Regions from separate parts of the Mus musculus genome. Here regions 2, 3, 4, 5, 6 and 7 are each linked to region 1. A link is a loop called in an ENCODE intact Hi-C map of the cell type or tissue named here. Cell type or tissue: heart. All regions are shown on one strand. Each heading gives the region's core, and the rest is flanking DNA. Links, peaks and the distances in the headings are about the cores only. Region 1 holds the start of Pax2 (paired box 2). Region 2 has its middle 16 kb from the start of Gm41854. Region 3 overlaps Gm26644 (predicted gene, 26644). Region 4 holds the start of Lbx1 (ladybird homeobox 1). Region 5 has its middle 43 kb from the start of Slf2. Region 6 overlaps Gm26644 (predicted gene, 26644). Region 7 overlaps Tlx1 (T cell leukemia, homeobox 1).

Region 1 (4,386 bases), core at 294-4,293:
AACTTCAGGACTTGAGGAGAAAAGGAAGGGACGGTGGGGGAGGGAGAGTGAGCGGGCGCCCGACTGCTGGGGGGCAAGCGAGGGCGGGGGACGCCGCGCCGCGCTCCACGCCGGGACTCCTCCGGGCCCGCTGGGGTTTGCGACCGCAGAGGCTGCAACTTGCCACCGTTGGGGCACGCGGCTGGGCAGTCAGCAACGCAGCCCCGGGGCGACTGGCTGGACCAAGGGGCACTTGGGGCGCATGGCTCGCGCGCCAGCTGCGGCCAGAGCTGAGGCCGGGTAGGGAAGACGGCTCACTCAGCTCCCCTGGAACCCGGTTGTCCGAGAGGCTCTGAACCAAGAGAGCTCAGGGCGGGGGCGGCCCGAGGGCGCCAGGAGGGGAGCCGGGCCGCTCCAAGTGCCGGCGAGTTGGCGAAGTTGGCAGAGAAGTAGCAATCCCCGGGATGTCCAAGCGGGCGCCCGCGGGAGGGGAGCGTGCGAGCCGGCCCCCGCCCCCGGAAAAGGCAGGCGCACGCCGCGGCGACCGAAGGGCCAGGAGGGAGGGAGGCAGCCTAGGAGCCGAGCGGCGCCCGCAGCGCTGGGCTGGCCCCAGGTGGGTTGCGGCTGCAAGAAGACTCGGCCGGAGACTGGAGCCTGGGCTCCCGGTGTGTGTCTCTCTAAAAGCTGCAAAGCCCCCTCCAGACCCCCTCCTCCTCCCCGCGCCGGGAGATGGATGACTTGTCAGACAAAGGCAATAGATTCCACCACTCTGTGATTCGCCAGCGCCGGAGCCCCGAGCTTCGGCAAGGAGGGCCCCGCGCCTGTCACTCCGGTGCTGGCGAGGGGAGGGCCCGGGAGGGGGGGGAAACGGGAGGGAGCAGCGGGTGAAGGAAGAGGGAGGGTGAGGAGCGGGCCAGGGGGAGGAGGAATGGGAGCCCCGGATTAAAACTACACTGAGAAACGAAACTCGCCGAGAAGATAAACGTTAGATAAGGATAAAGAGCGGCCAGCCTAATGAATATTCAGGCAACCACAGAGGGCCTCCGAGCGCGCGGCACTCCGAAGCCAGGCTCTCAGTCCTAACTCGCCCAGCCCTGCCATCCACCGGCCAATGCCCGCAAATCCCAGACGCCCGCGAGTCCGCAGCCCCTGTCCTAACTCGGCTACCCTTGCGCTGAGTTCCTTTCCGTTTCTCCCTGTGTCTTCCTTCCTCTCTCCCTTTCCCTCTGGTCCTTCCCTTTCGCCTTTTCCTCCTGTGGTACCTTCCCATCCACGCACGCATGATTCTCATTCCGGGGCAAAGTGCCCAGCAGTTTGTCCCCTCCCGTCCCACACGCGGTGGCGCGCACCCCCTCCCCGGAGTCTGGGCAGTCCAGACGCCTGGTTTGGAATCAAGCTAGAGGCCTCTGGCTAGAACCCACCTGCCTTGGTGGGACCCAACGGATGGTAGGAGAGCCAGGGAACTTGGCACCTGGACCCTCGGGTAGCTAGGGAAGGGACTGTGCCGGGAGACGGTGCGCAGCGGCTTGTCCGCGGCAGTGACAGAGGATGCAGAAGCCCAAGGCGGGACCAAGGCGTTCTCTTTCCCCGGCTGGGGAGAAGAGGAGGCTATGAACGCGACTGAGCGCCGCCCGCCGCCAGCTCTGCAGATCCCGAGCGAGCGCAGCTGGCGCAGCACGCCGGCCTGGCCCGGCTCCTACCAGAGCCGCTGGCCCAGTCTCTGCAGCCTGGCCCGCACTCGCTCCCTTGTTCGCTGGGGTCTTCTCGCACGCACTAAGCGAGAGAAGCCCTTTGTCTCCTAACTGGTTAAGTACAGAATATCCAGGAGATCTTTATGAAATATTTTCCCTAGTCTCATAAATCATCTTGGCACTTCAGCTGATGTTTTAACTCACCCCCCCCCCCTTTTTCGCTCCCTCCTCCCAGGCTTCCCTGGGTCTGAAAAAGGGCGGCTCCAGGAAGCTCAAGCTGAGAAACACAGCTTTCTTGCCCGGCGGACCCAAGACTCCTTGGTGTTGTCTGCAGCTCCTGAAGCCCAGAGGAAGGGCAATGAGTGTAGACAGTGCCCCTGTCCCTATAGCCAAAAAGCCTCGGCAGTAGATGGGGTTGGGGGAAGCACCCACTAGACTCTCAGCCCGTCTCAGACTGACTCCTACCGGGCATTTAGAACCGCCCACATTCTGGGTGAGTTTCAGGCCAGGCTCAGCTACACCGGATTCTGAGCTTTCCATTCCAAGGGGAGCTGGGTCGGTTGGGATCTGGGCCTTTGCCCGGTCTCCTGGAAATTTCCGGCTAGATTAATCCAATTGCAGAGTAACTGCTGGAAAGTAAGAAACTAAAAAATAAAAATAAAAATAAACCACCTTTCCATCTGCCCACCACCACCCTGTCCCCCACTTCCTTTGGTCTGAGGACTAGGTTCCCGTGGGCAGGAAGAGTAGGAGGTTCAGGGGTCCTGCCAGGAAAACCAATGCCTTCCTCTCAAGGCCTGTAGATGGCGCTCCCGGGTTTGCTTTGGCCAAATCTCACAACCTCACAACCTCAGCAACACGCACTAACTTCTCATAGGGAACAGAAAAGAAGTGTGTGTGTGTGTGTGTGTGTGTGTGTGTGTGTGTGTGTGTGTGTGTGTGTGTGTGTGTGGAAACAGAGTTATTTCAGCCTAAAAGGGTCAGCTCCCATACTGGGGAGCCAGAAGCTCTAAGGTGGTAGTAACCGCAGTAGCCTTATCTTCCTTTGAAGAAGCAATCAGTCCAGAATTTGAGGTGGGGAGCATTCAGAAGAGTTCATAAAGGAACTCTTGTTGGGTGTGCTTAAGTTAAGTCTTGGTATGTCTGTTGAGGAAACAAAAATCAGCGGAGTTCCTCACTCCAACAGAGATCCAGAGTCCTCTAGAACTGAAATATAGTTTCATGTTTCACGTCCTATGAAATGTGAACATAGACAATGGATATTTCCCCATAAGAATGGGAGTGGGGTCGAACTTTACATTTTGTAAAGAGAACTAACAATTCAATTCGTAAAACACTTTTGAAGTTGCACTTACGCAAGTATCTGCCACATACATCCTCTTAGGAATGAGGGCTAGTGATAGTCTAATTTCTATGTAGCTCCAGAAAACTCAGGCATGCCTTCCCAGGACTCCTGGGACGCGCGCGCGCACACACACACACATACACACACACACACACACACACACACACACACACACACACACACACACACCTCCAGTTTCCCTGTTAGTTTTCCAGCTGGTTTCTGGGTCTAGATAATCAAAAGGCGATCTACCCTGCTGCTTTGGAAGCCCGTTAGCCTCTGCACAGCCCTCTCTTTGGACTTTAGAAGGAAGGGCTGATTTGCAGATGTCCCTTCTCGATGGCCTCTCCTTCTGACTCCCCCTTTCCTGTTCTTTTTCTTCTTCTATGGGCCCTAACAGAAGGGGAAAGAGTAGAAAAAGAAAAGAAGAAAGAAGAGGAAAGGGAGGAAAGAAAAAGAAAGACAACAACCCAACCCCAAACACAGCCAGGGCTCGACCTGTCAGGCTTGGTTGCTTTTCCCTCATCTGACTCTAAATGAACCTTTTCTCTCTAGTGTTTTCAAAGCAGCCCTTCAACACCCCCCCACAACCTAGGGGCATTTACACTTCAAACAAGGAGCCCGCCTCCCTGCGGAAATTTAAAGGCAAATAAACTTTTGGGGAGTTGCTCTGATACCCATCTCGGGATTTGCTTCATTAGTCGCCTCTGTGCATCTGATCTGCCCAATAAATCTTCCTTGTGGATCTCAGTTCCTTCGCCTTCTCTGCTGCCACCTCTGCCATGCTCGCTTGGCGCCTGGCAGCCCCACTCCTACTACCTCCCTTCCGAAAGCCTAGGGTCAAGCTGGTTCTCCGCTGGAGCGGGCCTGCTCTGCGTGAGTGTTAGGTGTGCGGGAGGCCTGCGGTCCTGCAAGAAGGCCCTCTCATAGATACTTATGCAAAGGTGTCCCAAGCCGCATGTGACTTATACCCCAGATTTTAATGCGTCTGTGGGCGGATCATGCATAAGTAAAGTGCAGGCAGAGATCCTGTCTGCTAACCCCGCTCACCCAGGCCCCCTTTCTTTACTCTTTTGCTGGGGGTGGGGTGGGGGCGTGACATGACTGCATCTCTTCTGCACACAGGATCCTGATCCTGACCCCAGTCATTAGGCACAGGGTCTCTAGCAGTTCTCGAAGGTGGCTGTGTCACCGAGGACCTGGCAAGCAATCCCCCCCCCGCCGCCTCCCCCGCTGCAGTGAAGCATTCAGCTGTGCCCCTCCCCCCACCCTCGGCCCCGCTTGTCTTTTCTCCCTCTACCTCCTGGGGAGTAGCGTGGGGAGCTATGGCCTTAGCTCTGAGGGAGGGGATTAGAAATTCCGAAATTAAGC
Region 2 (4,386 bases), core at 233-4,232, 99 kb after region 1:
ATTCTACAGATACATTCATCTCCATTCCCACCTAGTACTAAGGACTGAAGTCAGGATGTCAACCAGGTTAGGTAAGCCCTCTTCAGCTGAGCTGCACTACAAGCCTTTGAACTCGAAGCCTCTAGAATAAATTCTCTAAATGAGAGGATAAATTCTGTTGTTTCAAGCCACACAGTTTGTGGTACTTTATTACAGTCCAACTTTGAAATACTCAGTGGTTCCCAACGTGAATTACTCTAAATCACTTATGATAATAGCTATTGCTTCAAAGCATTATTTTCCTATGTTATTTCATTCAAATTTCAGCACAGTCTTAAGTAGCTATTTCAATCTCGTCCTGTTTTACTAACCAGGAAACTGAGATACAGTCTAAATAAGTCCTTTGGACCACAGCCCTTGGGCTGAGATCCCAAGCCTGTACTTTCAATCTCTGGCAATTTCATCTCCAGTCCAAACTGGTCACAATTTCTTCTTTTGTCTCTACTTCCAACCCATTTCCTGCTTGTGCTCTCAGCTTTGGCCAAACTCTTTGATCTGTTTGCTGTTTTTCTAAGGATCAGGTCAAGTGCCACCTCAGTAACTGATCACAGGATGAGAAGAGGACCGACCCCCCGCCCCGTAATTCCCTTCTTGCCACATATAACCCTGCGGTGACCGATCTCTGACAGTCCCACACAGCTTGCAGTGTGTGGCATATACCTGGTCTATTTGATACACTGACTGGATGATCCTCCCAGGAAGTCAGCATCACCTTTATCAAACATACAGGCTTTGAGGATCCAGGCTCTTGGGCTAACTGGGCTGAGAACCAAATCTCAGTTAATACATTTGTAAAAGGTGTGTGTGTGTGTGTGTGTGTTAAGAACTCTTTAAAATTAATTAATTGATTTATTTTATGTGCATGAATGTTTTTTCCACATGTATGCCTGTGTAACATTTGTATGCCCGGTGCTCTCAGAGACCAGGAGTGGGTATAGCACCCCCCTGGTACTGCAGTTATAGGTGGTTGTGGGCTGTCACGTAGGTGTTGAGAATCAAACCCATGTCCTCTGGAAGAGTAGTCAGTGCTCTTAACTGCTGAGCCATATCTCTGGCCCTAAAGCTAACAATTCTCACTACATACACTTGTGAGGATTTTCTGGCACTTTGCTGGCAGAGGCCCCTGGAATAGGGGCTCATCTTTTGGAAATAAAAACATGGTCTCAAAGAGAGTCTTCTAATCCTACCCGACCCTGGCAGGCTCTCCTGGTTCTGATATACCAACTGACCTATTGGGGACCAATCTAGGGCCATCTCTGGGCTTCTTCAAGAAGGAACTGAGTGTTGAGCTTTCCCCAGTGACAGCTGGTGAATCTCAGAGACGTGGCATTCATTGGTTAGGAGCCTGCTCTGTATATCCCCGAGGCTCAGGAAGTCTGCTCTTGCTTTCTTGGACTATTTGAACCTAGTTCTGATCACCTGCAGATTCTCCTCCCCTTTCGGTAGATTCCATTCTGTGTTTAAACTAATTCAAAGTGTTTTCCCATTGCTCATAGCCAATTGAGAACTGACTGATGCCCCAAGCAAAGGGTCTAACACAGAGTAGGGCCAAGATACCTCTTAAATATTGAAGAATCTTGAGTGATCTCTTATCCTACAGAGGTTCTCTTTGGGCCTGTCGCAGAGAGGAACAGAAGCCTGGCTGTATTTTCCTTAGGGAAGATAAGGGATGACCTGGCTGGGCCTTGCGCTCCAATCTCTTGCCCTTGACTCCACTGTGAAATTGTAAAATTCTTATTCATACTTCATACTCCCTCCCCCCCCGCAAAAAAAAATAGTGTACGAGCAAAAATGAGGCTGAGCTAAAACCTAGAGACAGGGAGGGTCTTAGGAAACCGAGACAATGGCTTACTAGGGACACATGGAGATGGTAGGTCTTAAAAATGTCTTGTATATAATAAACTTGGGTAGGGGCTCGTTACAAATGATCCAAAACTTGGGATTACTTGGCAGATCTTTCCCTGGTGGGTAGCAGATGTTGGGGGTCGTGCAGAAGTCTCTGTCACCCCAGCTACCCCTCTAAGTTGTGCTCCAAGCATTGCTGGTGCGGACTGGCAACCAAGCCCCACACATCTGTTGGAAAATTCATGGTGGACGCAGCATGGTAGTGGTCTTTCTGCTAAAGTATTAGAAATAATTGTCTATAGAAAACAACAAAATTGGTAGGCTGGCCGGCTCTAGGGGATCTTTGAGCCTGTTTGAAGACTATCTAGAGAAAGTAGACTGTCACCTAACTGGGTGCATACTAGGGAGGATGCATATGGTTGCCTCTGCCTGGCTCTGTGTCCTCATGCCATTATGGGAATTTTGGTGAGCTGAGCCCTTATTCTGCAACTTGTTCAGAAGCTCAGTGTGCTCAGCTTCCGGGGTACAGCTACCCAGGCTCAGAGATCAAGCGAGAGAGTGCTGCCTGCTGCACAGAGCCCCAGGACTAAGAGGGCGGGGTGGCTCCGTCTGCTTCCCATATGGGGACATTGTCTGTCCCTGCCTGAGGGGCCACCTCCCTCCTGCTTCACATTGTCCCTTTGCTGTCTCCTGCTGGTCCAAGCCCCAGCCTGCTTCTTCCCTTTTCATTAGCCTCCTAGTGGTAGCCCCAGGCAGGACACGGGAGTCTGTTAGCGTTTCTCCAGACCTGAAGCCCCATAGCCAGCTCACCCTGGGCTCTTCTCAGTCCAGGGTCTCACCATTGGCACACTCTGTGTGTGTGTGTGTGTGTGTGTGTGTGTGTGTGTGTGTGTGTGTGTTCACGGGACGCCGTGCCAGGAAGGCCTCCGGGTACTCTGATGTCTCTGCTGGACCTGGTTCAGACCCCTCACACCTTTTGTGAAAGCCTCACATTTTCTGTCTCTAAGCTTGATGGGACGGGAGGCTGGGGCTCCGCAGAGTCCTTCAGGACTGGCGGCTGCCACTTAGTGGGAAGCCTAGGCATGAAAGGCCACTCCTAGCACAGGACATTCTCTTTTTAGGGAGATCCCAAGAGTTTGCCTTTAAAGATAATTCTACAAAGCCCCCTGAGATATTCAGAGGAGAATCAATTAATAAGGCACTGCATCCAGGGACACCAACCCAGCAGCCTGGCTTAGTTTTTGCCACATCCCCAGCTTGAAGCCTCACTGCATCAGCTGGACTCTTTACCTTGTCAAGTCAAAGGGCATTGGCTACTATTCTTTTCTTACTTCCATCCCCCACCCGTCTGGTTTTGCATTTGCTGTGTGTTCTAGGCTGGCTCTGGGCTCCCTTTAGCCTCATAATCAGAGTGATTCTCCTTCCTTACCCGCCAAGACCACAGACATGCCCCACTCGCCATATCTGGTTTCCCTTTCTCTAGAGATTCCTCCTCCACCCAACATTTAAGGCCTGGGCCAACACTCCTCTCGTGCAGAGGCTTCCCTCAGTCCCTGCTGTTCCCGGAGTCTTTCCAGGGCTCCTGGCTGACCCCATCTCCATTTCTGATTCTGTGGTTGGGCTGGGATCTGAACACGTGCCCTTCAAACAAGCTCCTAGGTGAAGCTGCTACTGCTGCTCAGAGGTGTGAGGGGCACCTGCTTAGAACATTCCCTAGGGCTCAGGATTCTTAAAGGGCCAGCCTTGGTGTGCAGGAGGCATGGTGAGCCTGCACACATGTGCCATAAACATGCATATACACAGACACACATATACACATATACGCATATACACAGACACACATATACACATAATAAAAGGGGAAATAAAGGGTCTGGAGAGATGGCTTCGCAGTTAAGAACAGGTGTTCTTGCAGAGGACCCGGGACTCGGTGGCACCCATGTGGTGCCTCACAATGCCTATAATTCCAGTTCCTCAAGATTTGACTTCTCTAAGCGTAGTGGGGGCATGCCTTTAATCACAGCACTCATGAGGAAGGTAGATCTGTCTGCTCCAAGCCAGCTGGAGCTATATTATTAGACCCTGTCTTAAAACAATAGCAGCAGCAGCAGCAGCAGCAGCAGCAACAGCAGCAGCAGCAACAACAACAAACAAACAAAAAGAGATTTGACTTCATCTTCTGACCTCCTCAGGCACACATATTGTACATGCAGGCAAAACGCCCCAGTGAATAAAGGTATATATAAACAAAAATTAAAAATAAATCAGACTGGGTGGTTTGTCTCTCAGGCTCCTTGTGTTTGCTGTGGGGTCTCACCATGTTTTCAGCAACTTATACATATTCAACTAATTTACTCTTCATAAGAATCCTATGAGGGAGAAAGTATTATTATTATTACTATTATTATTATCATTATTGTTCCCATTTAATATATAGGAAAACTGAGGTTAAATAACCGGCTCAAAATCACATAGCAGGAATAGCGGGAAGTGGGGGTGTAG
Region 3 (4,386 bases), core at 113-4,112, 71 kb after region 1:
CATGCTCTGGTGGAAAATTCAAGAGTCTACACCAATAGCTCAAGAGCCAGAGCAGTCGGGCCTAGGACAGTGCAAACAAACGGTGAAACCTACCTTGCCATTGTCAGAGGCGTGGCCTCAGCAGAGGCGTGGCTTCAGCAGAGGCGTGTCCACTGTAGGAATAGAGCAAAATAAAGCCTAGAAATGCGGAGGAGACTGTCCAGTTTATTAAGGAGAGTATATGACATCAGATTCTAGTCACAGCAGACTGGGCAGCCAGTGAGATGGAGGTCTGTATGAAAACCAGAAATGTTCCTCATTTTTGTAATGTACTAAGGGTTTTGTAAAGATTCTGCATGGAAACTGTGAATCAAGTTCAGGCCACCCTCTTTCCCATGTCCAAAGGACACAATGTGTCCTGACACCTGGAAATCCCTTTTGTCTCCACTCACCCAAAGTCCTCAAACACCACACACCCATGGTTTGAGGTCTTTCTCATCTCTGCTCTTTTGCTTTTGTCTCTTTTTAAGACACTAGCTTGCCATTGTCCCACGGATTGGGCTCCCAAGGCCAGATATATAATTTACGTGATTCACAACTTTAATACATTAAAGATTATTTATTTATTTACCTATTTGTGATTGTTTACTTATTTACTTACTTATTTTTGGTTTTTCGAGACCAGGTTTCTCTGTGTACTAAAAACTCACTATTGTGGACCAGACTGGCCTCTATCTCTGAAATCCACCTGCCTCTGCCTCCTAAGTGCTGGGATTAAATGGTGTGTGCCACCACCACCTGGCTTGCTCTATCTATCTATCTATCTATCTATCTATCTATCTATCTATCTATCTATCTATCCAGGATCACACTGTGTGGCTCAGGCTGGCCTGGATTACAGCTGTGTCACTAAGTCAGACAGGACATCCTTTCTACACAAGGAAAAGGTGGCTTCCTCTTTCTCTGACACAAATGGCCTTTCTGCCTCCTTAGTCCACTCTCCTCAGGCAACATTTGAGCCTCAGCACTTCCCTAGTGCTCTGGTCCAGGTGTACTGTTACTTAAGTACGATTCCACTGGGGACAGCCTGGAAATGCTGTTTTCTCCGACAGGCTACCAGGCAGAGGTGTATTTACCCCAGGCAGAGTGTGTGTTTAATAGTAACAAAGCCAGGAGATGTGGAACGATGAGCCCTAAACCCAGCAGAACTGTTTGCCATCCCATCTCCCAGGTCTTAGAGCCTCTCCTGATCTTTATGCTCATGCACTCCCCGTGCCTGTGTCTAACGTTAACAACAATCCTTTCCAAGCTGGCTGTAGTGACCCATAGCTTTCATCCCAGCACTTGGAATGCAGAAACAGGAGGATCTCTGTGGGTTTGAGGTCAGCCTGGTCTATACATCGAGGACAGCCAGAGTGACATAATGAGACTTGTGACAAAACAAACAAAAACAATACTAACGCCTTGTATTGCGTGTAAGGGTTTCACTTTTACATGACCTCGTTGCTTTAGCTAACTCTTATGGTGTGAAATATATGGGGCACATATTATTCCCACACCCTAGGTAGGCAACTGAGGCCCAGGTTACAGAACTAGCCCGACTCTTGGAGGTGAAGCTAGTAAACTACCCTTTCAGGCCCTAGCACAGACCTGGGGCCAGGCAGATGAGGGCATGTAACCTTTGCTCTGATGAGGGTTTGTTTGTTTAGGGGTTAGGTAGACTGATAAAGATGCTACAAAAAGGGAGGTATAACTGTCCCAAGCTTAGCTAACACCCCATCATTAGATATTTTCCTTGTGACTCCATGATACCCATCTTGGGTGGCTAGTTCAGCGCAGGCCATTGAAGGCAGTGACAGATGTGGCCTGAAGGGCTGCTGAGCGCGGCTGTAAGGTGCAAGGTATAGTAGACTGGACCCCCAATGCCCGGTGCGGGAAGACGCAGGGACTGCCCTTACCGCAGGGCGGCGCTCGCGAAGCCACCCACCTACCCACCCCTCCGAGCCGGCAGACTGAGGCTCGCGCCGCCCGCGACCGCCCCCTGGTGGGCCTCGGTGGGCGCGGCACGGAACCCCACCCCACCTCAGTGCATCCCGCAGCGGGCCCCCGCGGAGGCGCAGGCGCAGGCGCGGCAACTCTCCCGGCGCTCCCCCCGCCGCTCCCCCGCTCGCTCCACTTTGGGGATAATTTAACATGTTTCACACTAACTTTCCCGTAATGGCCGCGGAGCCTTTAGAAATGCAGCCTCCCGCTTTATCGGCGGCCGCGCTAATGGTTATCTCGCAGCCGTGCCCCCGGCGATCCTGTCAGGAGTAAATAGAAGCTGACACAGTCATTTGCTTAAATCTTCTCCACACTTTTGCCGCATTTCCCTCCAGAGGATACCCCTGAAACAACAATTATTTGAAATGTCACGCGTTTCTGCCCCTGGGCTACCAACAAATGAACATTAAATCTATTAACAGAAAAAAAAATTAAATGTTTACTTTTCCAAGAAGGTGTGAGAGGCCAGAGTCAGGGAGGGGCCGAAGGACGGGGATGGAACGGCGGAGCCAGGCAGAGAAAGGAAGAAGAGTAATACAGACAGACGGACGAACGGACAGACGGACGGACAGCTGGGCCCGCAGAAAGAAGCGGAGAGAGACAATACTCAGAAATCAGGACCAAATCAAGAGAAGTGGAGAAAGATTTCTAGAGAGGTAGAAAGTCAAGACAGGAAATCACAAAGGCATTCTCCACCTATAAATGTCACCCCTACTGCGGTCCAAAAAAAAAAAAAGGCAAAAATCCAAAACGAAGCCATCGCCACAGCTGCTTTCCTCTGGACCTGGGGGCTCCCTCGTTCTCGTTCAGCCCGCCAGGATCCTTGTGTTCAAAGTCAGAGCTCCACCAGTTCAGCCAGAACCGGTAGAGGGTGGGTTGAGAGTTTGAAGCTGGGGATGCTGGGGTCAGCAGGTGCTAGGAGACCCCTGGGTCCCCTGCCGCTTGACTCCCTCCGGGGCTCCTGGCCATCTTAGTCCACTCTGCGACTCAGTCTTCTCGTGTGGGCAGTGGGAACTAGGACCTGAACCTGCACTGCGCAGGTCACCTAAGTGATAAAGTGTCCTAGTGAGGTGCAATGGCCTAATTGCCCTCCCTGAGGTTGGCCTTTGTGACAACTGAGAGCTATCTCTGCCGGTTGAATAGGATTTGGAATGTGTGTGGCCATACATTTTGGTGCCTACAGGCAAGCGCCTTGCTGTCTGGGATGTCTCCAGTAAGCAGGCACTTCCTGCAAAGAACAGTAAGGCCGGCAGGAAGTCTGCGATGAAGGAGCATTCGTGTCCCCACACATTAACCCAGGATCAGGGTTTAGTGAGGCATGGGTGGAGGCTGGAGGACTGAGCAGTCGGGGATTGGATGTGGGCTCAGGAAGAGCTCAGTAAGAGACTGATACAAGAGTCATGGGGGGGGGGGTGTCAAAGAGAGGGTCCTGGGACCGGAAGAACAGATGGAAACAGCCAGGATGGCATGAGTGAGCTGTTCTCAGCTCTTAAGCCCCTCTCCCTTGCCTGTCCTGGTCCCTCATGGAACAATTTCTCCGTGGCACTCTCAGTTAAAAGTAGGTCAGGTCTTGGTGGGGTTGGGTGGGGGTCATGGGCCAACGGAGCAAGGGGTCAGGCAGGCTTGGGTGTGAACACCCACTCCACACACACCATTCCAAGGCAGTGACTGATGCCTGAACACAGGAGCAAAGCTATGAACTCACTCTCACATTCACATGCACACTTTTTTATCCTCACATGAACCCATGCTCTGAACACTTCAGACACACTCATGTAAACCCAGGAAGACAGCTTTTACACCCAAACCTTCAACACTCATCCACATTAAAGATGACTCTTGGTTTGTGTCCTTCCCTCTGACAATGCCTATCCCTCATGCTCTCACAAACACCAAAGGAATGACAAAAGACAGTGTCCGTCTGTCCTACTGAGGCTGTGTTTTTGTCTGAATGAAGACTAGCCCATGTATGTTTTTTGTGAGTGTCTGACAAAGAAAATATCCATATATTTTTGTATTTTTGAATGTGGACATGTTGCCACATCCAAGAAGACTGTGTGTGTGTGTGTGTGTGTGTGTGTGTGTGTGTGTGTGTGTGTGTGTGTAGGGTTGTGTGCCAGTGTGATTGTGTGTGACTGGCTGAGAGTGTGTACTGGGGGTGTGGGGGGGTGAGTGCTATTTAAATAAAAAAGAAAGGAAGTGAATCAGGGTCGTTTCCATTTTAATTGTAAAACAGATAAGCACTAAACACTTTGAAAAAGTAAATGACTTGAGAATAATTACTCTCTATTACCCAGCGTCCCAGGGGGGCAGTTGGAGGAGCCCAGATGGCTACAAAAATGGGATTTAGCAGAAAATTGAAGA
Region 4 (4,386 bases), core at 119-4,118, 480 kb before region 1:
TACCTTCTCCCCACCTCCCGAAGATGCAGGGTGAAGTCTGGGAAGGAAGTAGAAAGATGGCTTCTAGCATTCCCAAGCAGGCCAGTTCCCCCATCACACTGGGAACTCCAGGTACAAATCCTTTTCTCTACTCCTCAAGGCTACAATGCCATGAATCCAAATGATTAAATAAATATCAGGCCCCTGCACCGAAGAAGCCTGTTCCAGTCCCCAGCCCAGCTAAGTCCCCCCCCCCCTCCCTCTCTGCCTATAGGGAGGATCCCATTCTTTCTGTCCCACTCCCTACCCTGGTCCACAAATTCTCCAGCTGCTCTTGAAACCTTTCTCTGACCCAAGTTGTGCTTCTGGAGTACACAGACCATCCAGGAGTTTACAAACAAAGCAAGTCTGATGTGTGCAGCTAGTGAAGGGAGAAGTATTCTTCCGTCTGGTTCCTACACCCTCTTACTTTCCTCCTTTTTCCAAGAGAAGAAGTGGAAAATCCGGGCCCAACATAAACCAGATGGAGTAGCAAGAGAGAAGAGGGCCCCAGAGCACAGCCCCACTGTCGCGTTTTAAGGGAAAAGAAAGGCATAGCTGAGACTCAAACCCGCCTAAATGCCCAGAGATCCATAAACGGTTAAAAAAAAGACACACGGAGTACCACACGCCAAAACACACGTTAAAAAAAAAGAAAGAAAGAAAGAAAGAAAGAAAGAAAGAAAGAAAGAAAGAAAGAAAAGAAAACCAAACATTTTCAAATAACGATGCACACAAAATGCTCGCCTAATATTCAGAGATTCCAGGCCCTGGGATCCACAACCAGATTCTCCGGCCTCGCTGCGAGTTTCTGAGAGCACAGCCCCAGCCCTGGCCCGGCCCCTTCCCGGCCCCCACCCCGCATCCGGAACAGCTGGAGTCGGGCCGTGCTGTACACTCAAGCCCTGTGCCCGGCTGGGCGGGGCGGGCAGCGGGGCCCCGGCCCTGGCCGGGGCAGAGAGCAGCGGGGAAGCCCGGAACCCGCCCGGGTAACCCCGACACCCGGCCGAGTTTCCGTCAGACGTCCGTCATCAGACATGTGGTGGCCCTAGCTTGCCCCGAGAGCCACGGCGGGAGGAAAGAGTGTGCAAGATTGCAGAAGGAGGTAGGGCGCCCGCCTCAGGCTCAGATCAGGGGAGAGGCGTGCAGAACAGCCAACTCCTCCCTCCGCCTCTTCGGGTGGGGAAGGCTGAGCCCTCCAATTGTTCCCCTCCCCCAGCCCTTAGGATCCCCACCTCTGTCCCGTGTCGCCCACCCAAGGCTGTGCAGCCCGCTCTGACCTCCTAGGGGCCAGCCCCCGGAGCCTTCAGCTTCTCCTTTTCTCGGGCTCACGGCCCAGGGCTGGGGTTGGGGGGTGGGGGGGAGAGACAAGAGTGTGTAAGAATAGGGACGCTGGCTTCTTGATCTGGGATCATCAAAGTCCACACTGGGTAGCAGCAGGACCCGCCTGGGCTCCAGTTCTTACCTGGCCCGCGCGGCGACCGCGTCACTCCGCGGCTGGGGATCCTGGTACCCTTCTCAAGCTTCCCAACTGCGGCTTGCAGAGCCTGAGATCTCCGGGCTGGTGCTGCCATCTCGGCCAGGCCGGCGGGAGACGGGTGTGCCCAGAGCACTGCTCTCAGTTTGGGGTGGGGGGTGGGGGGCGGTGGCTTTTTAGTCACCCCAGGTTCGGGAGCAATAAAGGCACCTCTAATGTAATTTACAAACATCTCGGGCCGAGCACGGCGTAGAGCCGGGACTGACAGGCGCATTAGGCAGGCTAATTCCAGCCGGCTCCTCCTACCCCGGCCCGCTAATTAATGAGCTTCCCAACTTAGAGCCGCCTGCATTGGACAGACAGAGAGTGAAAGAGAGGGCGAGGGAGAGGTAGAGAAGGAGAGGGACGGGGGGAGCAGAGTGGAGTGAAGAGAGGGAGGGAGGGAGGGAGAGAGAGAGAGAGGACAGGGAGGAGAGAGAACAGAGAGAAAGAAGGGAGAGGAGAAAGAAGGGAGAGCGAAGAAAGAGAAGTTCAGCTGCAGATAATTGATTACTCCTCGATCAAGGCTAACTTGTTAGCAATAGTCAATTGCCCCGTCTCTCCGCCTCCCCTCGCAGTCCGGGATCGGCGCCCTCGCCTCGGTTCTTCCAACTGCCGCCGCCAGGACCCCGGGCCAGGAGCCGCCGCGGCGGAGCCACCTGACACCTTTAAATAGCACCGGGGCTGGCGAAACTGGAGCCCGGCGCGGCGCTTCCCGGCTCCGGCCCGGGCTTGCTGGAAACCCCGGCGGTGGCGGCGGCGGCGGCGGTGGCAGTGGCGGCGCCCGCGTCAGCGCTTTCCTCCCGGGGCCCCGCGCCACTCCGCTCGCCCGGGTCGCCGCGCTAATCGGCCGCTTGCCCATCCGCGCCCTGCCCGGCGCGGCCTCCTGCCCGCCTCTCGCCTTCCTCTCGCACCGTCCAGCGTCCGAGCTGCCCGCGGGCTGGGTCCCCCCGGCCCGAGCCGCCCCGGCCGGGCCCCCAAACGAGGCCGAGATGACTTCCAAGGAGGACGGCAAGGCGGCGCCAGGGGAGGAGCGGCGACGCAGCCCTCTGGACCACCTGCCGCCGCCCGCCAACTCCAACAAGCCGCTGACGCCGTTCAGCATCGAGGACATCCTCAACAAGCCGTCCGTGCGGAGAAGTTACTCGCTGTGTGGGGCGGCGCACCTGCTGGCGGCCGCGGACAAGCACGCGCCGGGCGGCTTGCCCCTGGCGGGCCGCGCTCTGCTCTCGCAGACCTCGCCTCTCTGCGCCTTGGAGGAGCTCGCCAGCAAGACCTTTAAGGGGCTGGAGGTCAGCGTCCTGCAGGCAGCCGAAGGTAGGCACAAGTCTAGATTCCCCTGCGCCCAGTCGCCCACACGCAGTGTCCTGCCCTTCGTACCCCCTGCCTCTGCCCACGCCGGCTGCCAGGCCCCTCCAGTCCTGGCTTCTGCAGCTGAGACTGGGGACAGGGGCGCAGGAGCCTAGTTCCTAGGGACCTCTGAGGTGATCTGAGAGAGGTGTGAGAACCCAAGCTCTTCCCGGAGTCTGGCCGGCTACCTAGGCTTCCCGTCCGCTTGGACTCTCCTAGACTTACTCCTGGACTGGGAAGAGGGCGAAATTTTTTTTCCCCTGACAACTCCTGGGTAGGGTGGAGTCCGGCCATTGGAAAGGGGTGGAGAATCGGTGTTCACAACACATTTAGGGAGTCTCTGTGTGGTTTCCTTGCACTCTGTGAGACTTTAGCTCTTTCAGACCAACTGTTAGGGAGCAGAAATTAAAACATTTTTTTCCTAGGACTTTCAGGAGACCAGAGACAGGAGGTGTCCCATGGCCCAGTTTGCTCAGGTTTAGAGAGTGGAATCGAATTGGAGAAGAAACAAGAGCGGGACCCCGGGCCTGAGTCGGTTGGAGAGTTATGGGAGAGAGTCTGGGTGGGGTCTTGACTCTCTCGTCGCGAGCATACACTGTCATTTCTTTCCAGGCCGCGATGGGATGACCATCTTTGGGCAGAGGCAGACGCCCAAGAAACGGCGAAAATCACGCACGGCCTTCACCAACCACCAGATCTACGAGTTGGAGAAACGCTTTCTATACCAGAAGTACCTGTCCCCGGCAGATCGCGACCAAATTGCGCAGCAGCTGGGCCTCACCAATGCACAGGTCATCACCTGGTTCCAGAACCGGCGCGCCAAGCTCAAGCGGGACCTAGAGGAGATGAAGGCCGACGTGGAGTCTGCCAAGAAACTGGGCCCCAGCGGGCAGATGGACATCGTGGCGCTGGCCGAACTCGAGCAGAACTCGGAGGCTTCGGGCGGTGGCGGCGGCGGTGGCTGCGGCAGGGCTAAGTCTAGGCCGGGTTCTCCTGCGCTGCCCCCAGGCGCCCCGCAGGCCCCGGGCGGAGGACCCTTGCAGCTCTCGCCCGCCTCTCCACTCACGGACCAGCGGGCCAGCAGCCAGGACTGCTCAGAGGATGAGGAAGATGAAGAGATCGACGTGGACGATTGAGCTGCGCCCTGGACCTCCTGCCGCCCGGGCCCCCAGTGCCCGCATGCCCGCCGCCTCCCGGATCGGACCGCTAAGGGGAGCTGGGACCTCCTCTGCACCTCCCGCCTCCACCCTTGTCCCGGGGCCGGGCTTGGCCCCTGATAGCCGCCTCTTCCTTTTCGAAGCAATAAATCCGGGCCGGCCGGCGGGGCCGGCCGCCACACGAGGCCTCCGCCGCCCCGGAAGCCCTCGCCGTGCAATTCTGTATGGCTTCTGTATAAATATTTAAGCCTATATAGTGGGTTCCTCCCACCACAGCTTGATTATTTTCTTTCTTTTATTATGATTATTATTTTTTTTTAATCTCAGAGATTTCGATGTTTTCAA
Region 5 (4,386 bases), core at 300-4,299, 130 kb before region 1:
CTGTCCCCCCTCGAAGCTGGGCCCAGCCGTGGGGGGGGGGGGGAGGTAGTTTTAGGAGGGGGACCTGAGAGAAAGAGGACAGGGAACCTTTCAAAGTAACTAATTAAAGGGCCTTTGCCTGCCCCCTCCCCCTGGGTGCCTAATCTCTTTGGGGCAGTAGCCAGACAATGTGCCCGCCACCCTGCCCCCTCACTAGAGTTTTAAAACAAGAGACAACTTGAAGTTAATGAGCGCCACCTGACGGGGGTCCCCTAATGAGAGGGGGCTGTGGGCAGCTCACACATTCTCTGGTTCCATGAATAGCTCCCCTAACCCCCTGAGTTTTATTCATCTAGGGCTAGGGGCAGGGGGCAGAAAGGAAGGGGCCCTGCTCTGTGTGGAACACGTGGATAGTGGTTTGGTCCCGGAAGGAAGGAGGCCCACCTCCCCTCCCCCATGGCCCATGCCCAACTTGGAGGCCGAGTCTTACCAGCCTTTGGCTGATTGCCTTAGGGCCAGCCAGCTCTGTCCCTAGGTCCTTGGTCACTGGCACGGACTGTTTGCTTTTCCAGACAGGACCCTGAGGCAGGGAGAGATGTTTAGGGGCTGCAGGGTAGGTGATAGGTAGAGCCAAGGATCGGGAGTCAAGAGACAACTGGAGGGAGATTGGGAAACCTTCCTTGAACGTTGGATAGTTTCTTGCCCATCCACCTTCCCATATCTGACCTTGTCTCTGAGTCTTTCATCTCTAACATCGCTTGGGCTTCTGCCTTTGATGGCTCTCTTTTCTGCTTCCCTAGAGCCGATCTTCTCTGTAACCAACTGTGGCTCCCCTGTCTCAGCACCTTCTGCTGCCAGCCGAGGTTGTGAGCGGGGAAGCCTCCTTGGTAGGTTCATGGGTCTCACTCTTGTCAGCGCCTAGACAAGGGTGTGCGGCAGACTAGGGCCAAGTTTGAGAACTCTTTGGGGGGACGTCTGGAGAAAAGGGTGACTAGCTCAATCTTTCTATTTTTTTTTTTTTTAACTTCCGAATGCATTTATTTAGACTTTTGGACATCTTAGCATTTCCCTCTGAAAAATGTTCAGAGACGTGCCCCGTCCACCCCACGACCGCCAGTCCAGCCTGCAGAGGGTGATTCCCCCTGCTTTGTAATTCTGAAATAAATAGAATTGGTAGCAATTGAGTGCTGAGTGATGTCAGGGTGGCCCCAGCAGCCTCCAGAGGGGCACAGTGGGGATAGTCTCACGGTGTCTTCTGATGGGCGGCCACTGTGCAGCGTGTGGCCATCCCAGGCTGCCCACAGTTTGTCCAGGAAGTTGTCAAGTGCTGGGGTGCCCTCCTTCAGGCCTTTGCTCTTGTGGGTCTCAGCTACCACTTGGCTGAGGCGGCTGCTGTTGTCAAAGGGGTCTCCGGGCAGGATCTGTCAGTGGTCAAACACGCACTGGTGGAGGCCTGGCCATCAGTGTTGGACCAATGCTCAGCAGTGAAGCCAAAGGACTCATTGACAGGCAGGTATGCCTTGATGATGAACTTGGGGGGACCGGCCACCTGGGACTCCTCAAATACATCGCTACACTTCCTGTTCAGGACACCAATCTTTCTCTTCTTAAACCAACGAACACTCCCTACACTGCCTGCTTATCTGGAACCTGGGGCAGCCTTTACTGGAACTTATGCCGGGACTCAGGATTCGAAGCTCTGAACTCAGATGGAGACTGTGTGAAATGGGGTACAGGGTTCCTAACTTTTACTCTCAGTCAGGGGCTCCTTGGAATTTCCCTCTTCTGTTAGCCAAGGAAGGCAGACGCTGAAGGGGGCAGCATTCTGAAGAACCCAGTGTAGCTTGAAGTGGAAGGGAGGGAGGGACAAGATGGCATGGGGGTCTACAGCCATGGAGCATCATGGACAGAGGTGACTAATTTCCCAGCTATTCATGGTGAAAATACCACATTTCATGCTTTGTTGCTGATTCATAGAAAAAAATCCTATTAAAACCCAGTAGATTATTTATACAGTTTAAACAAATGATGGTCAAACATTTTGCATGTTTTGAAAAGAACCTAGAGCTATAGTAGTCTGCTTGGACCTCGACCATTGTGTGGTAGACTTGTATGCTGGGTGTTCAGATGTTTTCAGTGGGTTGAAGTAAGGGAGAAAGGTTGGCATGGGGAGCGTGCATGGCTGTTCTGTCCAGCAGGGGGCGCCCTCTCCCAGTGTCAACACCCCCTACCTCTACCTCCGTGGATTGGCAATGATTTCATATATCCTTTTTGTTTGGTCATGCCTTCTTTTCAACTCCTGGACCTGATTCGAGTTCATCCACAAGGACTTTGGGTACACCTGACTGGGGCATTGTGGCTGGATTCGTACAACACCAGTACTCCCCGGTACTCACAAGGCTGTGTTGTGTACAAGCGTGTCTCTTGTGTCTCTGTGGAAGTTGTGAATGTGGCCGTGCGTGTGACCCGTGTCTGTTGACTGATGTTATTTCCCCTCATCTTAGTCAAGGTCACAGGTCTCTCTACCTTCCCATAAATCTGGCCTCTGGAACACACATTTGCATGTGTGCATACATGTACACAGGCTATGCCTATGGACAGGGATACTGTTTTTAGAGCAGGTGCAGAGGCTTATGGGGGGCAGGGTGGGCAGAGGTAGGTGGACAGAGAGCTACAGGTCTCCCTTTCTGACAGACATTAGGGACTCCAGTCTGGGGGAAGCATGAATCCTCAGCCCTACTTTAAAGAAGGCTCGCTCGCTCGCTCGCTCGGGAACATCTTGAGGAATGCATTCGAGGTGGAGGTGGTTGAGTCCTTTATCTGGTCAGCCTGGAGGCTCATCGTGGGAACCTACTGTAGAGCCCCAGGAGCTGGGTGAGCAGACTGGAGGGAAAGCTGGCTGCCCCCAGGGCAGGGACAGAACAGTCTTCCAGCAGGTCCCTGTGCTGCCTGTCCCTGCCCACCAGGTGGTCCTGCCTCAGCAGTTTTATTACGCACAGGGAGATAATGCCTGCAGGGACCAGCTTGTTCTGAAGGAGAATGTGCACCCCCACCCTCAACCCCAAGGGCCAGCCTTAGGGGCCAGGCCCGGGCCTTGCTTGCTTTCTGGTCAGATTGCTCTCCAAGGGGCTCAGCAAGGATTACCTCTGAAAAAGCCACTGACACCCTTGGTCCTAGACAGCCCTGCATTGGGGGAAGGGGTGGAAAGAAAAGGGCTGGCGGAGAGAGGTGGGACCAAGGGGAGGGAGGGTAGGTTTCCTTGAAGGAAGACAAGAGAAAGTTTAATTGGGAAGAGGGTGGGGAATCTAAAAACAGTGGCAGATGGAGTGTCTGCCTCTCTGGGCATCCCCAACAGGGACAGGGAAGAGTGGGGGTCACTGAGGGCACCCAGTCTACTGTGAGTGCTCAGTGCTGTTGACAGATGTAGGTGACATGGATTACCTTTTGATTTCTGTTGCTATTTATGGCTGTTTGCAGGACTCTTGTTCCCATGCTAACGGAACAGCCAGGAGTCCAATCAGCTAGCTAGCTAAGGAGCAGGACCTAGCCTAGGGATATTTAATCGGCTCATCATGACCCTCTCTGTGTATCTTCTTCCCTGGCTTGCTTCTCTCTCTCCTTTTCTCTTGTTCTTTCACCCACTTCGCCTTCGTTTTTTTTTGTTTTTTTTTTTTGTTTGTTTTTTTTTTTGGTTTTTTTTTTTTTGAGACAAAGTAAGTTTTGTTATGTAGCATAGACAGTCTTTTAAAAACTCACTATTCTCCTGCCTCAGCCACCAAGTGCTGGTTCACAGGAGTTCTTTACCTAGTCTGGCTTCCTTTTTTGGTTTCCTCTTATGTTTTTGTGGAGCTGGGGACATCGGAGACTCCTGATGACATCCATCAAAGGAGCAGCCCGGCCTGGAGGAGCCAACACTACCCTCGATGTTCTCACAGCCTGCACTTTATTAGAATTTATAAGTTGCCCCGATTGAGGGGGAAAATAATTAACATCCCTACAAATATATCGTAAACAAAATATTTATTAGAAATAAATAACTCATTTATTTTACATATTTCATTTCAACAATAACATTACCCAATTTATCATCTAACATTTTTGCAAGACAACTTAACGACTTACTTATTAGCATTTCCATTTTTCACCCGCGCACCATAAAGCACGGGCGCTCCCCAAATGGCCTGGCACAAGTCGAGCCAGGAGCTTGGAAGACCCTGGGGAGGGCGGTCGGTCCTCTGCCCTCCCCATCTCTGACACACTCCAACGTATGGACGACTGACAGCTGACAGCACACGTATTCACCTTCAAACACAGATACCTTCTGCTTAAACACGTGGCCCCGATCCTCCCAGAGCAGCACCCCCAGAAGAGACACACACTAGCGTGCAAATTGACTTCATGTTTCAT
Region 6 (4,386 bases), core at 99-4,098, 62 kb after region 1:
GAAGCCAGCTTCCCAGAAGGTCTGAGGCTGTCTGTGTACATGTGAGTGTGTGCCCATGAGATTAAGTGTTGCCTCTGTCCACTGGTCTGCGTGGGTATGTCTAGGACATATGTACGCTGGCTTGGATTTTTTTTTTTCTGTGCCATCTATATCTGATCACATCTCTCAAGTGGGAGAGTGTTATGTGTTTTGATGCATATGTCTGTGTCGGTCCATGAGGTGGGGTATGACATCATTGTGTATGCTGAATGATGTTTCTCTGTGTGTTTCTACGTAAGTGCTGCTTTGCAGAACCAAACCGTCAGTCTTCGTGCCTATGCGATGGCTCAAATCTTACTACTACTTTGGAGTGTTAACGTTTTGTGTATCTGTACACGTGTGATGCTGTGTGTAGCTTTTTGACACCGACATGTGGATTGCGTAACTTCTGAGCAAAATGATGCTCCAGAGCCTCTCTCCATGGGAGGGTATTCCCGTGACAGATGTGTGTGCACTGTAGACTTTGTTTGGCTCAGTACTACACGCATGCGCGTGTCTTGGAAGTGTGGTTGAACCAGACATGGCTGAGAGTTGGTGGCTCCGATGAGATCACCTGAGATAAGGTCTCCTGGGAAACCAAGCAGCTCAGAATAGAGGTGTCAAAATGGCACAGGCTTCAACACCAAACAGTTCTGAGAGCAATTCCCACATCTACCCGTGACCAGGTGAGCTACTGCAAGTATCTTAGACATGAAGTTTCTACATCCACATGCAGTGTTTGTCTTAGGATTTGGCACCAAAGGTCTCAACTCATCTGGTATCTAATGCTTACAGTAAGTCTAGCACCTGCCATTACACACCCTTCATTCTGCACAGGAACTTTTCTTTAAAAAAAGATTTATTTATTTATTTATTTTATGTATGTGAGTACACTGTAGCTGTACAGATGGATGTGAGCCTTCATGTGGTTGTTGGGAATTGAATTTTTAGGACCTCTGCCCACTCTGGTCACCTCTGCTCGCTCAGACCCAAAGATTTATTTATTATTATACACAAGTATACTGTAGCTGACTTCAGACGCACCAGAAGAGGGCGTCAGATCTCATTACGGGTGGTTGTGGGCTACCATGTGGTTGCTGGGATTTGAACTCAGGACCTTCGGAAGAACAGTCAGTGCTCTGCTGAGCCATCTCGCCAGCCCCTGCACAGGAACTCTTTTTGTTTGTTTGTTTGTTTGTTTTTGTTTTTCGAGACAGGGTTTCTCTGTAAAGCCCTGGCTGTCCTGGAACTCACTTTGTAGACCAGGCTGGCCTCGAACTCAGAAATCCGCCTGCCTCTGCCTCCCAAGTGCTGGGATTAAAGGCGTGCGCCCCACCATCACCCGGCAGGGACTCTTAAAGGATCTTTACTGTTTTAGGAGTGAGGAAACAGAGGCACAGAGTATAAATAATAGAGACTAGGCATTCGAGTGTCTGATCAGCCAATGGTAGCTTGAGAAGTGGATCTTCCCAAATTATTAAAACTCGTGTGTGTGTGTGTGTGTGTGTGTGTGTGTGTGTGTGTGTGTGTGTACATGTGTGTTCTGCCTTATGAGATTTCTTTTCTAGGTTATCACTGCCTCCCCACCTTGTCCCAACCAGCATCCCAGAGGAGCGATGGTCCTGGGGACTAGACAATAGAGACGCGGATATGAAGGAGGCACTGGCCTTGCCCTGCGGCCAGCTATTGCCAGCCAGCCTTGATCGACACCAAAGACGCCTAATCTCTCTCTGGCCCGAGGGGAGCAGAAGCGTTTGTGAAACAGATTTTTACAAAATGTTTTGACCCTGCTCTCCCCTCCTCCCCCCTATCCCTGCCTGGCACCGTGTCACCTAATTAAATCAGCCTTCGCGGGCGACTCTGCTTCCTGCTAATTGTGCTCTGAGCCTGCTTCCGGAGGCCGCTCTCCCCACCCCCTAGCCACCACCCCAACTCCGGAGGGCAGCGCATCGGTGGGGCAGGGTGAGGGGGGAGCTCTGAGAGGTGCAGAGGCCCTTAGGAGGGAGGCACTTGTGGTCTTCCTGCGAGTTGGTCTGCAATCGGGGAGACTGAGTCACCCGGCCTCTGCTTGGCCAGCCTTGTTGCCCAAGGACCCGGGCCCAGGTCTGAAATGACCCTGGGTCTCGGGGAGACCAGCTCGAGCGTATCCGAGTAATTGTCTCCGCCAGACGGAGGAAGAGCGAGGCTACGCGGATTCCGAAAATCCCAGGTTTCCTTCCTCTTCACAAGCTGCACTGGCCCCGCCTAGGCCAGTTTTGCTGGTTGCTTCCAAAGCTTGGAGGCCGATGGGAGTGCGCTGCCTCTGTCCATGGTTCTGAACACGCTCCAACCCGCTATGCCTCCAAATTTGCCCCATGAGAGCAATGACTGAAAACAACCTGGGTGACTGACAGGCATCGACCTAAGAGCTTCCAAGCTCTGTTTAGTTTAACTCTCTCAGCACCCTGAGAAAGGAGACATTCCCATTTTGAAGATGAGAACATGGAGACAAAATGGTTAAAAAGCTCCAGTTGAGGAGTGTAAGACGGTTTTCACTTTATCCACATTATCTACTTTCTTCTTTAAATTTTATGTATTTATGTTTAAGTGTATGTACATGTGTGTGTGTGTGTGTGTGTGTGTGTGTGTGTGTGTGTGTGTGCTTGCATGCATGCATGCATGTGTGCGTCAGTGGAGGTCAGAATCTCCTAAAACTGAATTTACAGGCAGTTGTGAGCCACCTAACTCTGGGGATCAAATTCATGTCTTCAGTCCTTTTTTTTCCCACAACACAGAACATGTATTATTTGTGCATTGAGAAAAAGTTGTGAAGAAAACACCTTTCTTTTTCTTTTCTTTTCTTCTTTCTTTCTTTCTTCCTTCCTTCCTTTCTTCCTTTCTTCCTTCCTTCCTTCCTTCCTTTCTTTCTTTTTTAATGTACATCCTTCTGGTCAAAGGCCTCATATTTTTCAAAGAGAAAAGAGATTCACTCTTTATTTAGAAGAAATAAGGGGAGACATCACTGGATGGACTTCATTTGGTTTCTTACTCCAGCAATCCAATGTCCACATATGGTGTATATATGAATATATATGTAATGGGGAAATAAGTAAAATTTGAATATAGACAGGATATTTGATTATTAACAATAATTAAGGAATTATTGTTAATTTTAGTATGTGTGAGTGTAACAATATTGTGACTTTGGAGCTTCTAAGAAATCTTTGTCTTCCGCCCCCCCCCTTAAAAAAAGTTGGGGGCTGGAGACGTGATTCAGCTGGTAGAATGCTTAAAAAGCATTGTTGACTTGGTCCTCAGTAAACTGGGCATATACTCCCAGAACTCAGTAGGGAGAAGTAGGAGGACCAGACAGAGTTCAATGTCAACCTCATCTTTGGCTACATGATGGGAGCTCAAGGATAGCCTGGCCTACATGAGCCCTTTCAGAGGAAAACTTTGTTAGGAGCTGGGCAAATGGCTCAGTGGTCCAAGTGCTATGGTATACAAACATGAAGGCACGAGTTTAGATCCCTGATCACCCACATGAAAAGCTGGGCTCAGCAGCAGCCCTGTAAACGCAGGGCTAAGGAGGTAGAGATTGTGGGATCCATGATGCTGGCTTGTATGCCCTGACATTCTAGCCAATCAATGAGTCCCAGGTTCAGCACAAGACCTTGCTCAAAATTAAGACACCCAGGGTCCATCTCTGGGCTCCACACATGTGCAAACACGTTCCCCCCCCCATGTACCTACACATATGCACACACATGGATATTATATATACATTTGAAAACCCACAAAAAAGGGAGCTGTTAGGAGATCCGTTCAAGGTTTCTTAAGAGCCTCGTTTTCAACAGCCATGACAGACTCACACTGGCAAATGTCCACACACCGACAGTGTGACCTGTCTACAAGTCTGTGTTACTGACTGCATGGGTAGGCATTGTATCTCCGTGAGAACGTGAGCAGCACATATTAAGTGGCTAAGAGACACCAGAGTTTCTATAATGTGTATTCCAGTCCTTTAAACTCACAGCGACCCTGAGAGGGAGGAATTACTGTGCCACTATAGCAAGTGCAGGAACTGAGGCAGAGAAAGTAATTTGCCCGTGGCCTTACAGTTAGTAAGGGGTAGAGCCGGAGCCCAGGTATTTTGGCTCTACTCCCTAATGTTCTTGCTAATTGACTAAACCACAGTGGCCTTATTAGTGTGTAAGGCTTGTGCCCGAGTGTGACTTCCTTCAGTGCGTGGAAGAGAGGAGCCATGTATGTGGCCACAGCAGGGGCCACCCTGCCTGTGATGTGGGGCAAGACATGCAAGGAGCTGCAGAGAAGCAAGCATGGAAGGGTGATTGGAAATGAACTTGTCAAGGAAAAGGGCATGGCCCA
Region 7 (4,386 bases), core at 300-4,299, 400 kb before region 1:
CACCCTGAAGTGTACCCTGTACACTCACCTCACAACCTCAAGTGTGCACACACACACACACACACACACACACACACACACACACACCACCCCCTGCATCATCAGGGCTGACTTGCAGTTACTCACACCTAGCCACACACTCTCACCTGCAGGGCCAGCCTCCCACCACCATCCACACTTCCTGCAATTAAAATCACCATGCACAAGTACCTGCCCTACAGTGAAAACAGGGCACACAGGCACACACACGTGGTTATCCCTCGCTCTTAATTACACCTATACAATTAGAGATGATACACACTCTGAAACACATTTACCACAAAACCAGATTCACAAAGGAAAACTAATGTGTACTTCCACCATATTAACGTGATCCATATACAATCTTAAAACATGGATAATCACAAAATTACCCCCCAAATGGCTCATTCTTACATGGTCTCGCGCGCGCGCGCGCGCGCGCGCACACACACACACACACACACACCACTACTGTAAGCTCAACTTAAGGAGAAACAAACATTTTTTTACACTAGAACTTCGAACATAATCACGCCTTCAAATCTCATTACAAGCATTCACTAACACTAACAGGCTGGTTGCTCACACAAAACACACAGCTCTCGTTCCCAAAGACACCTATCCCACAGTTTCTCGAACTCTGGATGGCCTGGCTCCCCTCAGTGTCACCTTCTCCCTCTCTCTGATAATCTTGCCCACCCATCCCTTCCCCGGATCTAGGTTACTTGCTGCTGTTTCTGACGCTCCATCTTGCACCAAACCCAAGGAGCTGTAAAACGCTGGGCTCCTCGGCAGGGAGGAGACAGCCCCGAGTCCTGATCCAGAGGCTTTTATTATTTTTCCACATAAATTACACAAGCACTTTATAAAATGGTTACACAGAAAACACCTTATAAGCGCATAACTTATAAGGGCATAACTTACCCCCCTCCCCAAACAGGATCTGGAGAAATGGGCTGCATTTATGTGAAAGCCTGTCTGTGCATACCTGGGTGACCTGGGTGACCTGGGTGATGCTGGGATGTGTGGCTGAGGGCCTGACAGACCAAGTTTAGCTGTTGTGTGTGTCACAGTGTGACTATGGCCGTGTGTTTGAGGTCCGTGCTGTTTGGGTGAGTCTGAGAGTCACCCCAGACTATGCCCTACAACAAGGGTCATTTGCTGTGATCCTGTGTGTGCACTGATGCTCTGCGATAGGCCCCTGTGTGTAGCTCTGGGTGACACCAGGAGGGACAGTGGTATCACCTCTGTGTGGACCTCCGGGCTCTCCTCCCAGGAGAGGAACAGAGAGGTTTCCAGCTTTAGTACAGATGGCTGCCTGGGGATCCCAGAAGCCTTCCGGACCCTACTTCCTTTGGGTCTCTCTGTCCCATGTTAAAAATCAGTAAATTTTATGAAATAGAGGAAAACAGAGGATTCTGAACTGTTCCAGAGTGAGGGCAGGATCACACAGGCTTCTGGGAAGATGTCTCTGCCTGTATCCCCAGCCCTCTTCCACCGAAGACAGGAAGTGTCCGCAGGGGAGTGGAGGCGGTGCTTGGGAGCCTTGCTGAGAAGCCCCCCATTTCCCTCCTGCGTGCAGTCAGAAAGGGTGTCGAGAGTTCTGGTTCTCCGGAAAGTCCTCAACGGGCCTTGGGTCCTCACTCGCAGGCCGAAGCCACGGACGTGACGCTGGTGATTTTGGTGGAGTCGTCAGACCACGGCTGCAGGTTCTGCAGGGCGAAGAGCGAGGAGTTGTGCACGCACAGTGGGTCTGCAGGCAGCGGCTGGGCCAGGCTCTTCTGGAAGGCTTCCTGCTGCAGCTGCAGGAGGATGCGGTTCGCCTGCTGCCTCTCGGCCTCACGTTCCTCTGCTGTCTGTCGCCTGCGTGGGGAACAAGCAATTACTAGCCAGGACTCTAACCCTCTTCCCGCGCGCCTGCGCAGGCCCGGGAGCAAGCTCCCAGGAGACAGCCCCTTAGGCACCCCTCAGCTCTTTATGGCCCCATTAAGGCACTCTCCACTCTTGGGGGTCCTGACAAAAACATTGGAAACCCCAAAAATGGATGGAGCAGAAATGTCCCAGTCCCAGAGGAGCAATGAAAAAGCCCAAAACTCCTGGGCCTCCCCCATTAAGTCACATAGCCTACACTCTCAAGGGCACACCATGGATAAACTGGTCTATCCCAAGCCCAGATGCTATCCCAAGCCTGAAAGGCCCCAAAGACGTGCCTCTTTTTTCTCACCTCCAGCCTGGCCCAGGCCTCAGACCTCTGGTGCCAAACCCAGTGCCCCTAGGCTCTCTCCGGACTCACCAGCTTCCTCCCAGGCGGTCTAGAGAGGCTGTGACTCACTTATTCCATTTAATGCCGCCCCTCCACCCTGTCAACTGAGATCAAACGTCTGTCTCTAAGGTGGACAGACCTAATGGGAGTCCCCGGGGCCTCCAGAAGCAATTTGTAGGCGATCGATGAAACCGCTTGAAGCTCACGGCTCTTCCCGGGGCGAGGTGGACGCCCGCCTGTTCTCACAGCGCCTTTCTGACTTTTCCTTGTCTTTCTCTCTCTCTCTCATCTTCCCTGTCTCCCTGAATTTTAAACTACCCAAATGTTTTCCTCCATGCTCTGTTTTACCCCATGTTTTTTTTCTTCACCCCTTCTTTTCCTCTGAATTAGGGGAATTTGTTCGAAGTGAAAACTCACGTTTTAAGTGATCAGATCAGATACCTTCCTTCACACACAGATTTCTGGCTGCTTTCATTTTTCCCGCACCCCTCGCCCCACCTTTAAAAATATTTATTATAATTTTCTTCTAAAATGGACCATCTTTGTCCCTTCCCTTTGTGTTAAGTTCCCCTCCTCGCCTGTGGCTGGCTTTCTAAGCACCACCCCCCCTTCCACCGTCGAAAACTCGGGGGTACCAGCCACCCTCTTCAGCTAGCCCAGCTCTTCCTTTAACTAGCTTTCCAAAGGGCTGAAACCAGGTTCCCCACCCCTTCCCCAGCCACAGGAATGTTGGTGGGGGACAGAGGAGTCGCAGGGCCCGGGCTTCCTTTGTGGCCTCGAAGGCGGAATCTCGGGCAGATTCCTCGCCTTCATTCAGAAAAAGAGGAAACTCCAATTCCTTCCTCCCGCTCTAGGCCCGCCCGGAGCGGCGCCTCCGATTTTTGTTCCGACTCTTGCCACAGCACCTCCCCAGGGTCTGAGCTCAGAGACTCCCCGGAGCAAAGGGAGAATCAGAGGAGTGTGGAAAGGCTCAGGGGTGCACGGAGCTCAGGGAATAAAGCTGCTTAGAGTGTGTGGTGGCCTAATATTCGTAATAATTGGGGGGAAAGGTGAGCAGAAGATGAGGAAGGCCGAGGTGTATGCGGGGGGGGGGGGGGGGATAAAAGAAAATGAGAGCGTGGTGAGCGCTGTCGTCGGTGGATGACAGAAGGAAAATGTCTCTTTCTTCCTCCCTCACACCCATCTGCTTCTAATTGATCCTCCCCCTTTCAGTGGGACCCGAGAATCCCAGCCACAGCCGGCGCAGATTGATTTTCCCCTTCCAGGATGGGGGACGACTGCGCAGAGCTCAAGCGCCTGGGGAGGAAGCAGTAAGTAGCGGCAGCCGGCGGTCCGGGGCCCCAGACGCTCGGCGGAGAGTCCGGCTGGAGCGCGGAGACCTGGCGCGGCTCCCTCTGTCTGCACCGCTCAGGGTCAGGGGAGGTTCCACCCGGTAAAGGCAGGCTGGGCAATCAAAAGCCCCTAAAGGACTCCCTGAGTATTGAAATCCAGATCGCATAGACTGGTTTATAGGCCCATTTGCCTCAGCGGCAGAAATGAGCAGCGTCTACCCAGGGTAGACAGTGCTGTCCTGAAAGCCCTGAAGCGTCTCTTAAAACACAGGAAAGATTCTCCAACCCCACCAGGCTACTGCCCTTCGTTGTTTGTGGTCTCCAGTGACTGTAGGCGCTCACTCGTCTAAACCGATCGGAAACCAGCAAGCAGAGGGAGTGCGTGCAACCCGAGAGAGGCAGAGGAAGCCCGCTCCTCAGCCACCAGTCCGCCCCGTGAGCTCACCTCCATTTCGTCCTCCGGTTCTGGAACCAGGTTTTTACTTGCGCATCGGTCATTTTGAGCGCCTTGGCCAGAGCAGCGCGCTCCGCCGAAGCCAAGTACTTCTGGCGGTGGAAGCGCTTTTCCAGCTCACAGATCTGCAGGCGCGTGAAGGATGTGCGCGGCTTCTTCTTCTTAGGGGGCGTCCGGTTCTGATAGGGGTGACCTATACGGCGTGTTACAGTGAAGGGTGAGAGGGCCACTGGAGCGGGAGACAGACAGACGGCAGAGGCAAGCGGCAGAGCGTCAGGAGGCGTCCCAGGCCCGACACCCCGCGAGTCAGAGCGCAC

What was found. A loop is a pair of places that touch in the nucleus more often than their neighbours do. Peaks named below come from ENCODE experiments on the same cell type or tissue, not always from the same donor. Only the 100,000 strongest peaks of a DNase experiment are listed, where the experiment ranks them.
Region 2: a loop joins it to region 1, with 4 times the contacts of the local background. A loop is called at or near these places in 7 of 42 quality-filtered maps.
Region 3: it touches region 1 in a loop (2.4-fold over the local background); 14 of 42 quality-filtered maps call a loop at or near these places.
Region 4: a loop joins it to region 1, with 5 times the contacts of the local background. A loop is called at or near these places in 14 of 42 quality-filtered maps.
Region 5: it touches region 1 in a loop (4-fold over the local background); 26 of 42 quality-filtered maps call a loop at or near these places.
Region 6: a loop joins it to region 1, with 2.1 times the contacts of the local background. A loop is called at or near these places in 13 of 42 quality-filtered maps.
Region 7: a loop joins it to region 1, with 2.8 times the contacts of the local background. A loop is called at or near these places in 12 of 42 quality-filtered maps.

What each region holds. Positions count from the first base shown.
Region 1 is chr19:44,752,950-44,757,335 of GRCm38, reverse strand. Pax2 (paired box 2) reads right to left here and starts at 430. Exons shown (of 10, transcript NM_001368747.1): 1 at 1-430. RefSeq lists promoters at 1-1,242, 1-4,145, 1-4,386 and enhancers at 3,404-3,813, 3,105-3,813, 4,350-4,386. In heart, for the core only: CTCF peaks have their summits at 1,071 and 2,443 (motif pointing right); no DNase peak of the experiment used is centred there; H3K4me3 peaks cover 1,636 bases; H3K27ac peaks cover 759 bases; H3K27me3 peaks cover 3,946 bases.
Region 2 is chr19:44,654,110-44,658,495 of GRCm38, reverse strand. No RefSeq gene overlaps it. Among named protein-coding and RNA genes, the nearest start is that of Gm41854, 16 kb to the left of the region's middle. In heart, for the core only: a CTCF peak has its summit at 2,617; no DNase peak of the experiment used is centred there; H3K27me3 peaks cover 3,842 bases.
Region 3 is chr19:44,681,976-44,686,361 of GRCm38, reverse strand. It overlaps Gm26644 (predicted gene, 26644), which reads left to right. Exons shown (of 2, transcript NR_167899.1): 2 at 1-609. Among named protein-coding and RNA genes, the nearest start is that of Gm26644, 11 kb to the left of the region's middle. In heart, for the core only: a CTCF peak has its summit at 2,013 (motif pointing left); no DNase peak of the experiment used is centred there; H3K4me3 peaks cover 824 bases; H3K27me3 peaks cover 3,949 bases.
Region 4 is chr19:45,233,368-45,237,753 of GRCm38, reverse strand. It overlaps Lbx1 (ladybird homeobox 1), which reads left to right and starts at 913. Exons shown (of 3, transcript NM_010691.6): 1 at 913-1,123; 2 at 2,113-2,851; 3 at 3,497-4,386. The coding sequence starts at 2,527. The coding sequence ends at 4,020. In heart, for the core only: a CTCF peak has its summit at 2,133; DNase peaks (open chromatin) are centred at 993 and 1,423; H3K4me3 peaks cover 3,271 bases; H3K27ac peaks cover 460 bases; H3K27me3 peaks cover 3,883 bases.
Region 5 is chr19:44,885,667-44,890,052 of GRCm38, reverse strand. No RefSeq gene overlaps it. Among named protein-coding and RNA genes, the nearest start is that of Slf2, 43 kb to the left of the region's middle. In heart, for the core only: a CTCF peak has its summit at 2,169 (motif pointing right); a DNase peak (open chromatin) is centred at 3,392; H3K27ac peaks cover 1,689 bases; H3K27me3 peaks cover 1,783 bases.
Region 6 is chr19:44,690,497-44,694,882 of GRCm38, reverse strand. All of the region lies in intron 1 of Gm26644 (predicted gene, 26644), which reads left to right. Among named protein-coding and RNA genes, the nearest start is that of Gm26644, 2.8 kb to the left of the region's middle. In heart, for the core only: no CTCF peak of the experiment used is centred there; no DNase peak of the experiment used is centred there; H3K4me3 peaks cover 651 bases; H3K27me3 peaks cover 3,238 bases.
Region 7 is chr19:45,153,392-45,157,777 of GRCm38, reverse strand. It overlaps Tlx1 (T cell leukemia, homeobox 1), which reads right to left. Exons shown (of 3, transcript NM_021901.3): 2 at 4,061-4,262; 3 at 835-1,884. The coding sequence ends at 1,662. Among named protein-coding and RNA genes, the nearest start is that of Tlx1, 4.9 kb to the right of the region's middle. In heart, for the core only: no CTCF peak of the experiment used is centred there; no DNase peak of the experiment used is centred there; H3K4me3 peaks cover 2,182 bases; H3K27ac peaks cover 434 bases; H3K27me3 peaks cover 4,000 bases.